Regions from separate parts of the Homo sapiens genome. Here region 1 is linked to region 2. Evidence: chromatin loops called from intact Hi-C (ENCODE). Cell type or tissue: endothelial cell of umbilical vein. All regions are shown on one strand. Each heading gives the region's core, and the rest is flanking DNA. Links, peaks and the distances in the headings are about the cores only.

Region 1 (10,257 bases), core at 682-8,681, 110 kb before region 2:
AGGTAACCATACATTATACCGCTTAACCAGTCGTCACGGATGAACAGAAAGATTTCGAGACAGCTGTTCCTTCAATACAAATGCATTAATGTCTCCTGTGTGCCAAGCGCAGCCTTTGTTCCCCTGGAACAAGTGACTTAGGCACTGATTTTCACACTGAGGGTAAAAGCTCATCTGTGGATCATGAAATAATTTAGTAGATTGTGACCAGAAAAAAATTTTAATGATATTGAAATGAACAGAAATCACCGGAAAGTGAGTTTTGTTTCATGACTTTTTTCCACTTATATGTGTGTCACATGCATATGTCAGATACACAGGTGAGTGCTGGGTCACAGATTACTATGTACTTCTTATCCTGAGCTGCAGTCAGAAAGGGTAAAAGTCATGAGTCTAACAGAAGAGATAAATATTAGATAAGTAATTAAGCCTAGACAACATAGTAAGGCCATATCTCTAAAAAAATATGAAAAAAACAATTAGCTGGACTTGGTGGTATAGACCTGTAGTCCCAGCTACTCAGGAGGCTGAGGCAGGAGGATTGCTTGAGCCCAGGAGTTTGAAGTTGCAGTGAGCTATGATCATGCAACTGCAATCCAGCCTGGATGACAGAGAAAGACCCTGTCTGTAAAAAAAATTTTTTTTAATTAAATAATACAATTGCATCAAAAGTAGTTTTTTAAAAAATTGCCAAAATTGTCTAAATATAGATTATTAAATAAATTATGGTACAGCAATATAATGGAATTCTATCCAGAAACTAAAATTATATTGTAGATAAGTAGTAACATGGAAACATGTGCAAGATATATAGATAATAAGAAAAGTCAGATTATAAAACATATTAAAAAACACATACACATTTGCATGAAAAAGAACTAAAAAGGATAGTCATCAAGATATTCCTAGCTGTGGAAATTATATGAAAAAATATTTTCTTCTTTTGTTTTTCTGCATTTTCTAAAATGAACATAATTACTTTTATAAGAGATATTTTATATACAATAAGATATATTCTTATATATGATATAAATTAAGGATTAGTATCAACAGTTAAATAACTGTTGCAAGCAATAATATTAAAATATTAAATGATTACTAATTAAAATGTTTAAATATATAAATATAATAAATCTGTAAAATATATTAAAATAATAACACTAATTAATTAAATTAAATTAAATAATTAAATAATGTTAGGACAAGCTATTCAATAAAAAAATGAGCAAAGGATGGGAGCAAATAATTCCCATCCTTTGGAAGAGGATGGAAGAGGAAACTTTCTGCCAAATAAACACACCAAATGATGCTCAACCACTATCAGATGCAAATTAAAACAACAGATGCAGAGATTTTAGAATATTGCTTCGATCAGTTTCACAAACTGCTAACCCTGCCCTAGAAAGACAATTTTAAGAAAGTCCATTATATGACAATCTGGAATTTTAGAATGGAAATAATGAGTATTCACCTTACAAAGCAATAGGTTCACTCTACATATCACATATCAAACTGGCCCAGGGCACTTAATATGTGGTTTTATATATGCCTCAACTTCCAAACGCCAAGAGACTAAAACACTGGCATTGATGAGCAGCTCTACAATATCACAAAATAAGTCATCAAATGAGGTACAAAGACTTCTCTAAAAAATACAAAAAATTTTTAAATTTTATAAAGATTAAGTAAACTTTAAAAATATTTAAAGCAGTACCTACCATATAAGCAATACATGTTTTTATTAAATAGATAAATAAATAAATAAGAAATTCCTAGAAGTTGAATTTTTCCTATCTTAAATTTTAAATTTTAGATAGGAAAATAGCGTGTATAGATGTAACTGACACTTTTTCAGTGCTCTCTCTACACACACACATACACAAACCCACAGACACACTCACACACGTACTATATTAACCTCTTAGCATACATTATCTCATTCAATCCCTACAACAACTTTATGAGTTGTAGTTATTACTTTAGCCCCATTTTTACTACAAGACAACTGAGGCTACAAGAGGTTAAGTAATGTGTCCCACAAACAGGGTAGAAGAGAAAGGATTTGAGCCCAGATCTCAATGCCTCCACAGTGCACAATCTCAGCCATGTGGGTAGTTACACACATATTGATATCTGGCAGTTAGTTGTGCTTGATGCTAATTAGAATGTAGTTTTTGGGGTCAGAAGGTTTTAAAAACAGGTCTGGGAATTACCGGCACTGGATATAGATTCTCTCGTTTCCAAGTGATGACTTTCTTAGAGTACACATTCATAATGAATATGGTTATGAGTGGATTTTTCCCTGGTGAAAATGTAAATTTCATAAAAAAGTGTGTCTTGTTCTGGAGAGAATTTTTGCAAGTGTACATGATAACAAGGAAGATTATCATGGTCTTTTTCTATGCTGATATGATTTAAATAAAAGAAGACCAAAATCATTGTCTTAGGCTCTTTCTGTAACATTATAAAATATGGTTATAATATATTTGGCCTGCAGACTTTAATATTATGTGTTACACCATAGTCATCAGAGTTTTGACAATAAGAGTAATAATGAAAATAACAATAGTATTAATAACAGTAATCCACTAAGAAAATTATAAATGATAACCAAGTGTAAAAGCTGCCTATTGGAAATAGATACTTGTGAATGGAAGATGAACTTCAAGTTTTTAATTTTATTGTTTCTGGGAGATAGGGTCTATCTCTGCAGGACCTGACAACTGGAAAATATGAATCACTTGGAATGGAACGCAAGCCATAATTGTCATTCTCGATGGTTTCCAATAGTAATGGTACTAGCACTTGTGTTAACTATACCATTTTAGCAGTGGCTATTAGTTGCATTAGTGGTAGCGATGACGACTGTGTTTCATTTCAACAGTTGGCCAACATCTTTCATGTGTACTCATTTGTCTGAGATTCCCTTGTTTCTCCTATCCTCATTTTCTCTTTGCCCTGATTCCTTCATTTTTATATTTTATCCATTTTACAAACTACCTAAAATAATTTAGGAAATAAGATCAAAATAAGTGCACGCATAAAGAGCCAAACGTTCTCATCTCATAAGTCAGGGTTAATTTTTCTCCCTTTAGACACAGAGGTCCAGTGTAAATGGCTTGGCTAATGGCTTATAAGTGGCTCCTGAGTGGGAGTTGAGGATTAAGGTCTCAGGTGCTGACATGATGACACTAGACCACTTCTTTGTATTGGCAGAAAATTGAGCACAATTGCCCTTACTTCCTAATTTATTCTTTCGTAGTATAAAGTTGCAGCCATTTCTAATCAAGCCTTGTAGACTGTGGTCATCGGAGAAAAACTGGAAGGGTGAACAGAGCAGAGGATGACTTTAGTGTGTGTTCTGTGTAGACAACTGTTTTTAACACAAAATCTCTTTTGTTTCATGTTTTTATATGAACTCCTGAAAGTAATGATTGCTTATGTTGCCTGTCAGGTTATAACACAGGGTTTTAAACACATACACACACACACACACACACACACACACACACACACACGGAATATGCCATTACAACAGGTAATTAAGCAATTGTTAAATATATTTTCAGTGAATCTACCAGAGCAAATGAAATTTTAATAGACAACAACATTATAGCAATTAAATATGTAAATAAAATAAAATAAGGCAAATTACTAAAATATTTCCCCCCTCCCTCTGCCCAGTTTCATCAAACCCACTACTTATTGGGTACTGCATGGTTGAGGTAGAACCATGGTTTATGGCCATTGCTGGTGTCCCTGGGGCCAGAGCAATGAGTGGCAATATGAAATAGAACCCCAATTAGTCCAGAATGTGGTTCTGATTCACTGTCCTCACCACCGTGTTGGGATAGAAGTAAAGAGTAGGTATAGATCGCCTAAAGAAAAAAGGGGGTGTCTTTATGTTCAGGGAAAAGGTGTAAGAAGAGCAAGAGCTGAGAGGCTGCCTTCAACACTGCTGCTGCTTCAGCTCATTTTTTATCTTTTCATCCCTCCCTCAGAGTTTTCAAAGCTGGAGCTCAAATTCAGGTCTAAGCTAATAGAGAGAGGGAAGGCAGGAGGTTAAACCAAACTGTTAACTGTGTCTCTTCAAAACTGACATTTAATACAGGGTGTAAATCACTAGGGGGGCCTGTTATTCCTTCAGGAATGCAATTACATAGGGTCAAATAAAACATGAAAGAAACCAACAAGTTTTAAAATGTAGTATGTTCTCAAAAGTAGGCAAGAAGGAATGTGAAGCAGTCCAAATATGCTAACACTCCCTGCTGTCCTATAGGAGAGGATTACAAGGAGAGGTTTCTGCTCTTTAATGATTATGTGGTTAAGCAGGAGTATGGGAGCACGTCACCCAGCCCGGCCACTTCACACTGGACTCTCGGCTTTCTGCAGATCCCTGCATTCATTCAACGCAGGTGTAGGCCCTGCTGCCTCGCCAATTACCATTACAGTCCTATTACCAGGACTGCCTCCACTTAACACTTTTGAAAATGTTTATATGTGAACACTGTGGGATTTTTGTCTTTCTGTTTTTCTCTTTCTTTTTTTCTCTTTTTTCTTTTCTTTTTCTTTTCTTTTTTTTTTTTTTTTTGAGACAGAGTCTCGCTCTTTTGCCCAGGCTGGAATGCAGTGGTGTGATCTTGGCTCACTGCAACCTCCGCTTCCTGGGTTCAAGCGATACTCCTGCCTCAACCTCCCGAGTAGCTGGGACTACATGCCACCACGCCCAGCTAATTTTTATATCTTTAGTAGAGACGGGATTTCACCATGTTGGCCAGGCTGGTCTCAAACTCCTGACCTCAAGTGATCTGCCCGCCTTGGCCTCCCAAAGTGCTGGGATTACAGGCGTAAGCCACGGCGCCCAGCCCTGTTTTTCTCTTTCATACTAAAAACCAAAACACCAGCAGAATCCTTATTCTGTGACTTTGAAGATAGACAAAAATTTAATGTTGGACTTTTGCTAAAGGTTTTCCAGTGGTTATGGCTACCTGTAATTTGCGTAGTGCTAATTTCTTCCATGGGGCAGGGTGGAGGGTGGGCTTATGTTGATATTTTGGGATGTGTCTGTTAACAGTTTGGAGTGTTTCAAACAATTGGATGCCTTAAAACCTTGGGTTTTTCAGTTTAACATCCTCATGAACTAGGGTGACCAACTCATCCCAGTTTGCCTAGGGCTTCCTGGATTTTAGCACTGAAAGTCCTACCTATGTGTAATCAATCATTTTTTTTTTAAAGTCTTGCTTTTAAATGTACATGGTAGAAACTGTGTATAGATTGTGTGAGGAGAGGAGATGGCTGGGAAGGGGCACTGGAATTACAACTATACTAATTATAAAAGAATTTGAACAAAACAGACGGGTCATCTGGGTTCAAATTCCTGTATAATCACTGATTTTTATAAGCTAGCTCTCACTTCTCCAAGAAAAATACAGTTTCAAATGAGTCATGATTAAAACTTGATTTTTCTTATCTTTCTTACAAAATGAATCAAACTACACAGCCAAGTTCTCAGAGTCTAATTCCAAAAGGTGCAGATCCTATCACTTTGGTTTAGTTGGCTGAATCTTAGGAGCCCCTTCCTGTACCTTTCTCCCTACACTCTCAACCAAGCAATGGTGGCCTGAGGCTGGTTCTTATGAATCCTCCCTCCAGGAGCTGCTGCAGAGGGTGAGCCAGGCCACCTCCTGCACACTGACTATGATGTCACAACTGGGTATGTCTCTGAGGTGCACCATTTCCCAAGCTCATTCCTACATCAGCAATTATTCTACAGGCTCCCAGATCTTTCTGGAAATCCTTTGTCAACTCCACAAATTGCATGGCTACCCCCAGCCCATGAGATACACCATTTTGATGGAAAGCTGAGTTATCAAAATCTTAGGGCTCAGTTCAGCTCCTGAAAGCAGCAGAACTCTGAGGAGTCTGAAGAATAGAGGAAAACTAAGTTCACCTTATATGTTTCTCTAAGTCCTTTGGCTTTTTACTTGAAGAATCCATATTCTGTTTTTGTGGTATTTCCTTTTCTGTATAAAGGATACTGAGTGGTTTTATTTCACCAAAAATAACACAAAGTAAAGTAAAAAGTAGTAATAATTCAAGTTTTCTCTCTTGACTTATGATTTATGCCTCTTTCCTTAGTGATTCCCCTTTCCTGTGCTTAAAATTCATCTGTTCAGATCAGACATACTGTAAATATCAATCTTTAAACTTTGTCAAAGACAAGGAAATTGATGGTAGACAGCTAGAACAAATAAGTACTCAAAGACTAAAGGAAGAGACTTGGAAGGGTAGAAAGGTGCCTCCCTGCAATTTTCAAAGGAGCATGAGGTATGTGCTGGGGACAAGAACACGGCCTTGGGAAGCAAACAGATCTGGGTTTGAATTCCAGCCCAGGCACTTATTAACTAAGTGATCTAGGACAAGATACTTCATCTCTGCAAATTTCAGTTCCTTATCTGTCCCACGGGATAATTCTAGTTTTTATATGAGCATAGGAAATGATATATGTAAAGCACCCCAAACACAGTAAATGTCTAATAAGTAGTAGCTATTATTACCAAGGTGATAGATTTAACAGGAAAAAGCGACCCCTGGCAACACCCCAGTGTGTTGCATGCCACAGCGCCCTCAGTGTTTTCACTGCTGGGTTTCTTCCCTAATGGACATCTCTAGGAACTCTGAGCTCTTAATCTCAGCCTTCCACCCACACTCCCTAACTAGCCTCAGGCAAATCACTTATCTGACTCAATTGCTTCATCTGTAAAGAGGAGGAAAATAATATTTACCTTCCTCAGAGGAATGTTGGGAGAATTAATGAATGCTTGCAAAGTACCCCGAGATGTACAGATGAAAGGCAGTATAGAATTGCAAAGTATTATTATAAATATTAGTGTTATTTTGACACATTTGCATGCCTGCATGCATGTGTGGGCAAATTTGCACCTGAGAGCCTCGGATCAAAGGGTGTCACTTTCAAGTATCATCCTATGAGTACCTCTGGCAGCCCATGGACATCTATGTCTGTGCAATTTATACACAGTACAACAGTCCCATAAACGAGAATTTGCCCAGAAAAAGAAACACTGCATTGGGTAACTGGTATAAAATCAACCATAGCCCATGGTTAGGTCCTTTCCTTCTTTGGCAGTGCCATGATCCTTCCAGCTGCCCATAAGGATGAAAACCTGACTATGTGATCAGCTCCCTAAAAGCAGTGAAGTGCAATTCTTTAATCTTTTGTTTTCATGTTTTTGTAAACAAGGTCTCGCTATTTTGTCCAGGCTGATCTCGAACTCCTGGCCTCAAGCAAACTTCCTACCTCAGACTCCCAAAGTTCTGGATTACAGGCATGAGCCATCACATCCATTCTGAAGTATAACTCTTTCTCAGACTTCTTTATTTTTCAACTGAAAAAAATGACCTTGAGCCTCAAAGAGTTTGTTCCCAAATGAACTACATCTACTTGCAAAGCACACACCATAAAATCAGATTGCAAAGAAACACCTTCTCCAAAGTTGCAATTGCTCTCACAGCCATGTTCTCCCCCTCAGCAGGGCCAAGTTTTGCCTCTTGCTGCTCTCCTCCTCTTCTCTGCTTCCTCCCATTTGTCCCCACTCCCACCAACTCACTCCCCTCCCCACTAAGTGGTATGAGGTATGATTACTACAACACTATTCACTAAAATAGGACATCACATAACTCCCAGGAGACCAATTCTGTGGCCTGTGCTTTCAGGAATACAAGAGTAAGAGCCAGTGGAAGTTACATGAGATAATTAGAAATCCCTCATGCCTCAGACTGAGCCCTCAGCAGACATTCCTGCCTGTGTGATGATGTGGCCTCCTCCTCAGATTCCAGAAGAGTAGCATATGGGCATGAGCAAGACATATGTCTGATCTCTGCTGCAAATTTTGCATCCTGGCAAGAGACAGCAAGGCTTATTCCAGACCCCAATTCTCATTCCTGCTCCAGCCATCACAAACACCTGCTGACACCAATGAAGAACAAGCCTGTAATCCTCGTAAAAGAACACTCTTGAACCCTAGAAACCAGGGGAAGTAATGAATGCTAGCTTTTAAACTGTCATACTTTCTGCTCCTGAGCTAGATTGGACACTGAGGAAGCAGGTGACTGCTTTTGAGGTATGGCTAGAGTGTACACAGGCCTCCCTGTTGCTAATATCTCCTTCCACTAGCTGAGCAGATGGCCTGAAGTCCCTATAAGTTGTGGTTGAGACACTGTCTCTGCAAGGCCATATTTAGAATGGTAATACGATACCTGAAAATCAACATTTTAAATCATTCCAGTGGTGTGCTGGAACTAGCTCACAGCAGTTCACGAGAGACAACCATGTTCATCTCTCCCCACCTCTATGGGTGAAAAAGTGTGCACCTTTACTGCACACTACTGATTAGCAATCACTTTCATCCATTATCACTTGATCACAGATGAGTGTATGCTATTAAGAAGGAATGAAGTCCAGGTTGGTTTTGAGGTTGGGAAGCAAATGAAAATATTGGGAGGCACAAAGAGCTCCCTGGGAAGGAAGGTGAACATGGAGGGAAGAGGCCATTATTGCCAAGAATCTGGGAGCAGCCACAGGTACTGGGTGCCTTGGGGAGCAAGGACCAGGATGCCTGCTTCAAGGTTTTGCCAAAGGTGGGCTAGCCTTGTGCGTTTTAGCAGCAAGTAGAGGATGCAGCAATCTTCACATTCCCTAGGATGTTAGGAGAAAAAAAAATTCTGGGTTTCAGGCCCTTTGTGGCCCTAGCGACCTGTATAATCTCTCTCTGAGCCCCAATTTCCTTCATTATAAAATGAAAACAACAGTACAGTTATCTCTTGGTATCTGCTGGGAATTGTTTCCAGGACTCATACTGATGCCAAAATCGGCAGATGCTCAAGTCCCCGATATATGATGGTGTAGTGTTTCCATAAAACCTATGCACATCTTCCTGTATACCTTAAATCATCTCTAGGTTACTATAATACCTAATACACTGTAAATGCTATGTAAAGAGTTGTTATGCCTTGTTTTTTTGTATTATTTTTATTGCTGTAGTTGTATTCAATATTTTCAATCTGTGCTTGGTTGAATCTGTGGATGAGGAACTCACGGATACAGAGGGCCAGCTGAACTAATGTAATAGGATTTTTGAAGGATTTGGGGAAATAATGTCTGTAAAGTACTTGCTCCTAATCATGTTTCTTTTTTTAAATTTAATTTTATTATTATTATACTTTAAGTTTTAGGGTACATGTGCACAATGTGCAGGTTAGTTACATATGTATACATGTGTCATGCTGGTGTGCTGCACCCATTAACTCGTCATTTAGCATTAGGTGTATCTCCTAATGCTGTCCCTCCCCCCTCCCCCTACCCCACAACAGTCCCCAGAGTGTGATGTTCCCCTTCCTGTGTCCATGTGTTCTCATTGTTCAATTCCCACCTATGAGTGAGAACATGCAGTGTTTGGTTTTTTGTCCTTGCGATAGTTTACTGAGAATGATGATTTCCAATTTCATCCATGTCCCTACAAAGGACACGAACTCATCATTTTTTATGGCTGCATAGTATTCCATGGTGTATATGTGCCACATTTTCTTAATCCAGTCTATCATTGTTGGACATTTGGGTTGGTTCCAAGTCTTTGCTACTGTGAATAGTGCTGCAATAAACATACGTGTGCATGTGTCTTTATAGCAGCATGATTTATAGTCCTTTGGGTATATACCTAGTAATGGGATGGTCAAATGGTATTTCTAGTTCTAGATCCCTGAGGAATTGCCACACTGACTTCCACAATGGTTGAACTAGTTTACAGTCCCACCAACAGTGTAAAAGTGTTCCTATTTCTCCACATCCTCTCCAGCACCTATTGTTTCCTGACTTTTTAATGATTGCCATTCTAACTGGTGTGAGATGGTATCTCATTGTGGTTTTGATTTGCATTTCTCTGATGGCCAGTGATGGTGAGCATTTTTTCATGTGTTTTTTGGCTGCATAAATGTCTTCTTTTGAGAAGTGTCTGTTCATGTCCTTCACCCACTTTTTGATGGGGTTGTTTTTTTCTTGTAAATTTGTTTGAGTTCATTGTAGATTCTGGATATTAGCCCTTTGTCAGATGAGTAGGCTGTGAAAATGTTCTCCCATTTTGTAGGTTGCCTGTTCACTCTGATGGTAGTTTCTTTTGCTGTGCAGAAGCTCTTTAGTTTAATTAGATCCATTTGTCAATTCTGGCTTTTGTTGCCATTGCT
Region 2 (10,257 bases), core at 934-8,933:
ATGACATTCTCTATGACAGCACTAGGTAATTCTTCAATACATTTTAATTCACAGTAACCAAGGTGCCTCCAGGGACAGCAGGTCCTTCAACTCAGGCAGCAAATGGGAAATATTACATTTCCTCAATGTCAGGGCATCGATAGTAACATTCTGCATTAAGAAGCAGGTCTATGGGAAAGTTAGTGGAACCAGACTCTTTACCTGTAGTGGGCAGGGGCCAAGAGAAACAAAACTGGCATCATTTTCAGGGTTGGGAAATCTAACCTGACCACACAAATAATTAAGCTGAAAGGCCACTTCATGCTCCCCCAATAAACCCAGATGTTGCACTTCACTTTAGGTAAACGTTATTTTTAGAGACATAAGAATTCAGCATCCAAAATTTATCACCCATCTGAGTGGGAGACACAGAACACAGAACAGATTTATATGTTTAGGGGGTAGGAATGGGGTTTAAGCTCAATAAAATCTTAACTGTGCTTTACTTTTTAATTTAACTTTCAAACATTTCTTTCCTGTTTTGTGACTGAGAATCTCGTACATGTCACCCTTTCAGTGAAGTATCACAGGAAAGACATTTTTGTGGTGTTTAATGGAAATAATTTTTCTTGTGGTATTGCTCTGATACCCTGGGAAACTGGCTCCCAGAGATAAATTAGACTAAAAGCCATCTAGTGCTAATTTATTAAGCAGTCAATGGTTTAAAACAACTTTCTCTGTTTCAGCTCACTGGAGATCTGTTACCGGCTCTTGAGAAGACAGCAAAGAGCCAAAGACTGATAAATTTCATAGATTATCCTGACACAGACAAAGTGAAGTGTTGGCATAGAAGGGTTTTGTAGCTGGGAAGGGGTAGTACACACTGTGGGTATGTCTATGCATGTGTACTTTACACACCTCCAACATTCAAACTTCAGTCTTCCACACTGGACCTCCCATAATAGTAGTTGAATATGCTGAAGAAACAAAAATTCTCTCTCAGGAACAAGTCTCTATAAAGAAATATCTCCTAAATTTTCTCCTACTAGAGTGTACCACAGATCAGAAAAGTTCCATCTGTAACGGAAAATATTCATGATCTTCCCCAGGGTTCTAAAGACCTCATTTTTCTACAGATGCCCTATGACAATGGTTCTTAGCCTTGGTTTCAAATTAAAATCACCAGGGAGCTGATGTCTGGGCCCTACCCTTAGAGATTCTGATGACTTTGGTCTGAGGTATGGCCTAAACTTTGAAAGTTTTAAATCCAGGTGATTCTAATGCAGTAAAGCTCAAGAACCACAGCCCTATAAGATACTGTCAGAGATTCAGGTCTATCCCACATCCGTGACTACCAGGTGACTAAGCTGTTACTATGTATCCCTTTTTTTTTCTGAAAATTCAGATCATGGTCACTGACCAGAAACACAGGGACATCAGAAATAAAGGACCAACAGTAAAATGTTTTGCGTAGCTGCTCAACTCCAAATGCTATTCTATGTGAAGGAGACTGGATGATTGAACCTGTGGAGGAAAACGCAGCTAGAATAAAGTATTGAGAAGAGGGAAAATGACTTGCTGTTCGTTTAAATTGAATTTTTTTTCAAAGGCAATATGCCACTGACCCTCTCTTCAAAGACAGAGAAGCTCCTGAGCAGAAGGCAATACTACCTTTTATGACCAGAACTAATAATTACCCTCTACATCTTAAGATGCATAAGAATCACCTGTAGAGCTCATTAAATATGCAACTGCCTAGGTCCCACCCCGGGGAGATCCTGACTCAGTAGAGCTGGAGTGGGGCCCAGGAATCTGATGTTTTCAAAGCTCCCCAGGTGATTCTGATTGAGGTGCGCTGTGCCCCACCTTTGAGAAACACTGAGTCATTCTATCTCCAGGCAACCTCATGAATGGTTCTTTTGCACAAACTGAATTGCTCTTCTTTGGTAAAATATATTATCAAAGTCAAGGAAAAACAGGGATTGTGTCTTTAGTGAAATACACTGCAAAATATTTTTTGGAAGGCATTTAACTAAAATTTATATTGAGAAATCTTCAGTCCTTTTTGGGTATCCAAGTGCCTCAGCATTTCCTCAAATTACCTACAGAGAAGAATGAAGATGAATTTCTACCCACATACAACTCTACCCACAAATTACAGCCAATATAGTTCTTGGGAATAATGAGGGATTTTTCAAAATCAAAATCCCTTCATGCTTTGAGGGATCACAAACACTGATGAGGAAAATACAACCATGAAAACAAGCACACATGCTTTATTCAAGGAATTTGGGAAAGGGAATGGATATATTCCTCCATGCTAGAAGTTACTCCCTTTTCATGATTAATATGGAAAAGCTGTCCATATTTATGTTGATTTTTTAAGGTGACACATTTTCATTATGGCAGTTTTACCCACTTAGCATCAAAGATAATGGAAAGAAACAAAATGTCATTTCCAGTTTGGGATGGAAATGTAATAACTGGAACTTACCCAGTCTCTCCTTCCAATTCAATGTGTGTGTGTTATCAGAGTAGAGCTGTACATCTGCAAGATGCAGCTATAATTATTTGGCACAAAACTTTGGAATCCATAGCTTGTGAACCTAAAATTTACTCAGAATTTATAATTCTACTGTAAATAGGGAAATGTGTATGCGTTGAGTGTGTGTGTTTGTGTGTGTGTGTATGTGTGTGTGCGTGTGTATGTGTGTGTGTTTGAGTGTGTGTGTGTGTGTGTGTGTGTGATGGGGGCAGAGATGGATATTCCTCACTTCTTTGTGTTTTTCACTCAAAATTGCCCCGGTACTCTAAAGCTCTCCAGCCTTGAACATTGTTCCCGTGCTGTGCCCACGTTCCATTGGCACAGGCACGGAATGGTATGCTTGGAATGTCTCCACCCTCCAAAATATTTTTGGATCAAGCTTATCCCTTTTCCCTGAAAAACCTCTGTTGTACAGCATTTGCTTCACTGACTTTTATATTTTTGAATGTGGACCAAATCATGAAAACTCCAGGGCCCCAGTCAACTGTTAAAAGTTCTGTTAACCCTCTGACATCAACAGAATTCTCACTGAAGGAGAGCAAACATGGAGTTCTCTGCTTGGAGTCTAGTCTCTTGTGTCATATTTACCTGCAGGCTCATTTCTAAATGCTCTTGAATTTAGACTTCAGCTTAGAGAAGCTAATTACCATCCAATTTATGTGAAAATAAATGACTTTCTTTTGTAGTTTCCTCTAGATGGGCTTGTTTTTCCTAGTGCGAACTGACAATCTCAGTCAAAGACTGGAGCCTCAGAGGGACTTGCAGGGGAGACTGCGTTTCCTCTAAGTCAAATTAGTGGGGATGTTTTCACTTGTATCCCTATGAAGTCAGTCAATAAATAATAATGTTTATAACAGTAATAGCACTATTAAAGTGTTATTATATGTGCCAGGTACTGGGATAAAATTGTCACATACAGTATCTCATTTAATTTCCATAATAATCATAGGAGATGGCATCCCTATTTTACTTTATTATTTATTTATTTGTATTTTTGAGACAGAGTTTTGCTCTTGTTGCCCAGGCTAAAGTGCAATGGCGCGATCTCGGCTCACTACAACCTCCATCTCCCAGGTTCAAGCGATTCTCCTGCCTCAGCCTCCCAAATAGCTGGGATTACAGGCATGTGCCACCACATCCGGCTAATTTTATATTTTTAGTAGAGACAGGGTTTCACCGTTTTGGTCAGGTTGGTCTCGAACTCCTGACCTCAGGTGATTCAACCATCTTGGCCTCCCAAAATGCTGGGATTACAGGTGTGAGCCACTGCACCTGGCCAGCATCCCCATTTTAGTCATAAGAAAACTTAGATCACAAAGGTAGCATGTGGCACAGTCACAATTTTTTCAATTACCATGGGTTTATAAAAGAAAAAATGACAGTGAAAAGATTTTATGTATCCTCAAGAAAACTATGATTAAAATGAAAATTAAACTTTGTTTCTAACGTATCTGTGATAGCAACATATTTTGGGGTCACTTAAGTGGGTATAGTGAAATACTTTGGAAAAAAATTCCTTTTAAAATCTTGTTGGCATTTAAGTGACACTTTGGCAAAACACTATGAAAACATCTGGTCACATCTTCTCAACACTAATTTCTTCCCTAAATGTTGTTTTTAATATGTCACAGTTGTTAAATTTGTAACAAGTAATGCCCTTGAGACTAAACAACAGTGCCTGGTATGTGAAAAATGGACAATGCATTTACAGCAGTAAAAACCAAAAGGAAATTTTAAATAAACATTTAATTGAGTACAAATAGCCTGAAAGTTATTTTGGTGGAACTTGCCCAATCTGTGTGCTGACATTAGCAGCAGGATGTTCTAAATAAACTCTGTTAAAACAAATGTTGTCTTCTTCAGTTGAGACATAACTGATCAGATTCAGTTCTTCTGAAGGATTATGGCTAGGGAAGGAACACTTGTTAGTTGGAAGGAAACTCTCCATTCATAGTCTCAGAACAAATGCATAACCACCAAAACACCAGGGAGAATGGAGCTGGGTATTTGGATATTGTACAGCAACTTCAAAGTAGACAACAAAAAGGAGAAAAACCACCACCAACCACCGATGTTTGCATATCGGTTACCCAAAGTCCATGGGCCTGATTCACTTCCTCTCTAACTCTAAAAGGATTTTTCCTTCTAGATAAAGCCCTGCATATTTGAATAGAATCCAACATATGTACTTGTCTCAGGCTATATTTTGCTCTTGCTGTATTATAATTTTGTGCAGTGGAAAGTCTTGCAAAGTTCTACAATGAGGGAAAAATTCAAAACACAGATCATATTCAGGCAATTAGTAATGCAGCTGAGAAAGAGGGGCTGTGTATGTCATATAGCCAATTATTTGAAAACAATTATTTTTCAGTTTCATGTATTGACTATTTCCACATATGGATAGACAGATGCTTTTGAGCAGAAATGTTTTTCCACTGATATGGAATCCTTGAAGAAACCAGATTGGCTTTGATGTGATTCAGAGATTGTGTCATTCATCAAATGGTTTTAAAGAATGTGACTAACCTTAGGGTTCGTTCAACCTGAAAATAAACACAGATGGTTTTGGGTGAACAAACTATTTTCCATAGCAGATTTAACCATACATGTAATGGAATATGCATCCTTTGTATTTAGTGCCACATTTGACTTAACATAAAAGCAATTAGAGTGAACATGAGTCAAACTTTCTAATATAGTAAATGTGTAACTTAGTCCCATCCCATTGAAAAAAATTTTATATTGAAATATTTTAAAACATACAGAAGAGTTGTATACATATTACAAAGAACTTTTATTCTTGAATCTTTTTTTTTTTTTTTGAGATGGGATCTTGCTCTATTACTCAGGCTGCAGTGCAGTGGCATGATCACAGCTCACTGCAGCCTTGACCTCGTGAGCTCAAGCAATCCTCCCACCTCAGCCTCCTGAGTAGCTGGAACTACAAGCATGCACCATCGCACCTGGCTAATTTTTCTATTTTTAGTAGAGATGAGGTCTCACCATGTTGCCCAAGCTGGTCTTGAACTCCTGAGCTCATGTGGTCCCTTCACCTTGGCCTCCCAAAGTGTTGGGATTACAGGCATGAGCCAACTTGCCTGGCCAATTCTTGAGTCATTTAAGAGTAAGTTGTAGGCATAATTTTCTATTTCTCCTGAATAATTCAGTATGTTCTTCCTACAAATGACCTGCAAAGCAGGAAATTAACACTGATATATTATTACCACCTACTCCAGAGTTTCAACTATTGCCCCAACAATGTACTTTATAGTAATGGATCTCAAACTTTAGTGTGCTACAAAATCAATGGGAAGTCTCAGTAAATACAGATTAGTGGGCCCAAATCCAGGGTTTCTGATTAAGTGGGTTCAACATGAGGTCCAAAATTTTATATTTCCAAGCAAGTTCCTAGGTGGTGCTGAAGCTGCTAATCCTGGGACCACACTTCAAGAACCATTGCTTTATGGCAAAAAATCCAATCCAAGATCACATGTTGCATTTAATGACTGTGTCTGTTTAGTTTCCTTTAATATGAGGACATTTTTCAGCTATTCCTTGACTTACATGATCTTGTGGTTCTGGCAGCGTACAGGACAGCTAACTATACTCTACAGACTATCCCTTAATATGGGTTTGTCTGATGCTTCTTCGTGATTAAATTCAGGTTATGATTTTTAGCAGGAATATATCACAAAAATGTTCATCTTATTGCATCCTCTTGGGTGGTACAGAATTTTAATTTGCCTCATTACTGGTGTTAACTTTGATCACTTGATTAAGATGGTCCTTGCCAGGCTTCTCTACTACAAAGCTACACTTTTTCCTTTACATTTGTAATTTTAAAACATATTGTAGGGAGATAGTTTGTCACTTAAGTAAATATCCCATCTCTCATCAAATTCTTATCCACTAGTTCTAGCAGCCACTGATGTTTTTTGCCTGAATTGATTATTACTACAACAATTGCCAAATGCTGTTTTCTAACTCTGTCTTCCCTTCTACATTTATTCATTGCTATTCTACTGTTTTATTTCCCCCATTTATTTATTCAGTATTTATCAGTATAGACTGATGGATTCCTATTTTATTTAATGGGTTACAATCCATTATTTTGTATTTATTTTGATGCTTAAATTGTCCCAGAGTTGGCCTGTGGGAGTCCAGTCAAGCTGACTTCTGTGTCCTTTCTTTATGTCCCAGCATTACTTCAACATTCCCTTGCTCTCTTATATCAAAAGATGTTCTGGCTCTTCTTTTACTTTTTCTACCCAGACCCAAAATCAATCATTTTCTCAAAGAGACCTAGTTGCTTTTAATGGGGAATGGTATTTTAAGATCAAGATATAGGTTCAATTTATCTTTTACTATTGGTATATTGCTGCTCCTAGTCTCTCTCAGTAGACAGAGCTAGCAGATATATGTATATGTAAACACACTCACACATACATACCAGAGTTACATCTAAATTTAACTCTCTGCTTATATTATTGAAATGTGCATGTGTGTACATATAGGCTTGCATCTATATATTTCTATTTTGGCCTATGTATTGATAATCATGAGTTCATGCCTCCAATTCCAACCCAACATCACAGGATTCAATCTAGCTTTCTTCCTCTCTCTAACTCCATTATTCTCAATATTTTTACTTAATTAGCCCCCAATATGTAACAATCTCCCAACTTAACCAGAATAAGAAGTTACTAATTACTAAAGGATACCTGAAGTTTCAGGAGGCTTTGTATACCCAAAGAAAACCAAGCTAGCATTTTTTTGGTGGCTTATAGGTCATCTTACCACAATAGTATCATCCTAAGCAACTCAAAAAATTAACTCAGCTGCATTACAAAAAGTCAAGTGCTTTGAAGTGTGAGCTGCCTGTAGCTATCTCTACTTATACTCATCAGATACACAAGTTTTCCATTCTCTTCAGGGTCAGATCATGAAGTTAGAGGTGATCTCACAGCCTAACATAGTTTAAAGTTTAAGAGCTGACTCCTCCCTGTACCCCCTCCATAGGAATGACTGCTGTCAAGAAGACCCTCCAGAGCTCCTGGAAGGGGACATTGAGTTAAATATGACTAATTGAACACATATATTTACCTCCTATTCCACCTCAAATCTCACCAAAAGAGGGAATGGGGAGAAAGGAGGTATTAACTCAAACAAAGAGAACGGGATATCAGGAAAATGCAAATCAAAACCACAGTGAGGTATCATTTCCACCCTACTTGGGATGGCTATTATCAAAAAGACAAAAAATAAATGCTGACAATGATGCAGAGAAAAGGGAACTCTTACACACTGTTATTGGGAATGTAACCTAGTATAACCACTATGGAGAGCAGTATGGAGAGTCTTCAAACAAAAAAAAAAACAGCTATGAATAGAACTACCATATGATCCAGGAATCCCACTTTTGGGTATTTATCCAAAAGAAAGGAAATCAGTACATAAAAAAGACATCTGCACCCCCATGTTTATTGCAACATATTCACAATAGCCAAGATATGGAATCAACCTAGGTGTCCACCTACAGATGAATGGATAAAGAAAATGTAGTATATGTACACAATGGAATACTATTCAGCCATAAAAAAGAATGAAATCCTATCATTCCCAGCAACATGAATGGAACTGGAGGACATTATATTAAGTGGAAATGAAATATCTCATGTTCTCACTCATATGTGAAAGCTAAAAAAAATGAGTGCATAGAAGTAAAAAGTAGAACAGAAGATACTAGAGGATGGGAAAGGTAGAGGGAAAGGGAGAGATTTGTTAAAGGATATAAAATTACAGCTAGATAGGACGAATAAATTCTAGTGTTCTATAGCACCATAGGATGACTATATAGATATAGTTTCAAATAGCTAGAATGAGAATATTGAATGTTCACAACACAAAGAAATGATAAATGAGATGGATTTGCTAATTACCCTAATCTGATCACTATACATCATATGTATCAAAACATCACTATGTACCCCATAGATATGTACAATTATGGCTTCCATTTAAGACATTTTAAAAATATGATTCTAAAAAAATTAAAAATTTAAAAAGCAAAACACCCCACCGATATGGTTTGGATTTGTATCCCTGCCCAAATCTCATGTCGAATTGTAATCCCCAAAGTTGGAGAAGGGGCCTGGTAAGAGGTGACTGAATCATGGGAGTGGATTTCCTTCTTGCTCTTCTCATGATAGTGAGTGAGTTCTTATAATATCTGGTTATTTAAAAGTATACTGTAGCAACTCCCCCTTTCCTCTCTTCCTCCTGCTCTGGCCATGTGAATATGTGCCTATTTCCCCTTTGACTTTGGCCATGACTGTAAGTTTCCTAAGGGCTCCCCAGCCATCCTTCCTGTGCAACCTGTGGAACCATGAGTCAATTAAACCTCTTTTCTTTATAAATCACCCCAGTCTCAGTCTCAGGTATTTCTTTATAGCAGTGTAAGAATGGACTAATACACCCACAAAAAACCCCAAAGGAAATGGAAAAGAAAATAATGGCAAAAAAAGTTTAGAAAAAATAAGAAACACCAGTATCTCCAAAATTGGGCATGGAAGGCAAACTTGAAGACAAGAAAATTCATTAAAGTTGACATAGGAAGCTACATTCATAAATCCTCTTCCTCATTGTTTGTTGCAGGCTGCAGTCTCTTCCATATCTGAGCAAAAAAACTTTCTCCACACTAGAAAAAAAAAATCAAAAACCATAGAGGCCAGATTCAGGGATGATAGACAGAGCTGAGAAAAGGTATCCATATTGAAAATGGGGATTAAGTGAAAGTCAAATTACTGAATGGTGAAAATTCTGACCCCCGTACCCCCACCTCAAAATATTCAACATATACCCTTCTCCCCATATGACTCCAAGGACCTGACACAGGCTTTTATAATTCAGTAAAAGATTTAAGATTCCTTTGGGAAAATACACCAGCCCAAAAGATAAGACTCAAAATTCTGACAGTTTGGGGTTCTCTGATAAAATGACTAAGCCAGATCATCCTACACCAAAATCCACCATTCGACAGCACACTGACTATCCTCATACCTCTCCCTTAACTATGAATGAGCTGGAAAAAGAAAACTTCAAAGCTCATGGGAGTATGGAAAAATTGTTTCTTTCAGAACATCATTTGCAAAGTTTTATATGGTGCCTGAACTTCCCAAGAACTCTTATCCCTCACAACAGATGACTAGAAAGGGACTTTTCCTTCATTTGAAACTGGAGGAACTATGATGTCAAGAAAATGGAGACAACTTCTAAAGGTGCTTTGCTCTCTCAACATCTTGGTGATTTTACATTAGGCACCTCTGGAAGTCACATTAACCCTTCCATATAAAATGTAATTATTTACTTTGTAAATGTAATTAGTCCTGTAATTTTTCAACTTGTAGGAACTCTAAAACTCTACTGTATAGATTGAGGTCATTCTAACCTCTACTAATTAGAGTCACTTAACCTATACTAATGCCAATTGACTACAAGTTCAGGGACTATAATCTGAGAAACCATGTACCTTGCTGTTTGGACAAAAGTTTCCCTTCCCAGGAATTCCAGCTCCACTTCCTGCAATTGAGTACCACAAAATTCTTCTGAATTCTTACATCCTCTGTCAGTTTAGGCCCTCTAAGAAGCAGACATCAAGACAAAATTAAACATGTAGTTGTTTTGAGGGAAATACCCATGGAAGATAAAGGTGAGAGTGAGAAGCAGCAGGCAGG

Evidence for each region. A loop is a pair of places that touch in the nucleus more often than their neighbours do. Peaks named below come from ENCODE experiments on the same cell type or tissue, not always from the same donor. Only the 100,000 strongest peaks of a DNase experiment are listed, where the experiment ranks them.
Region 1: it touches region 2 in a loop (4-fold over the local background); 2 of 110 quality-filtered maps call a loop at or near these places.

What each region holds. Positions count from the first base shown.
Region 1 is chr14:53,995,042-54,005,298 of GRCh38, forward strand. No RefSeq gene overlaps it. Among named protein-coding and RNA genes, the nearest start is that of BMP4, 43 kb to the left of the region's middle. In endothelial cell of umbilical vein, for the core only: no CTCF peak of the experiment used is centred there; a DNase peak (open chromatin) is centred at 5,480; H3K27ac peaks cover 1,577 bases.
Region 2 is chr14:54,104,309-54,114,565 of GRCh38, forward strand. All of the region lies in intron 4 of LOC105370507 (a long non-coding RNA gene), which reads right to left. Among named protein-coding and RNA genes, the nearest start is that of BMP4, 150 kb to the left of the region's middle. In endothelial cell of umbilical vein, for the core only: no CTCF peak of the experiment used is centred there; DNase peaks (open chromatin) are centred at 4,633 and 5,003; H3K27ac peaks cover 3,580 bases.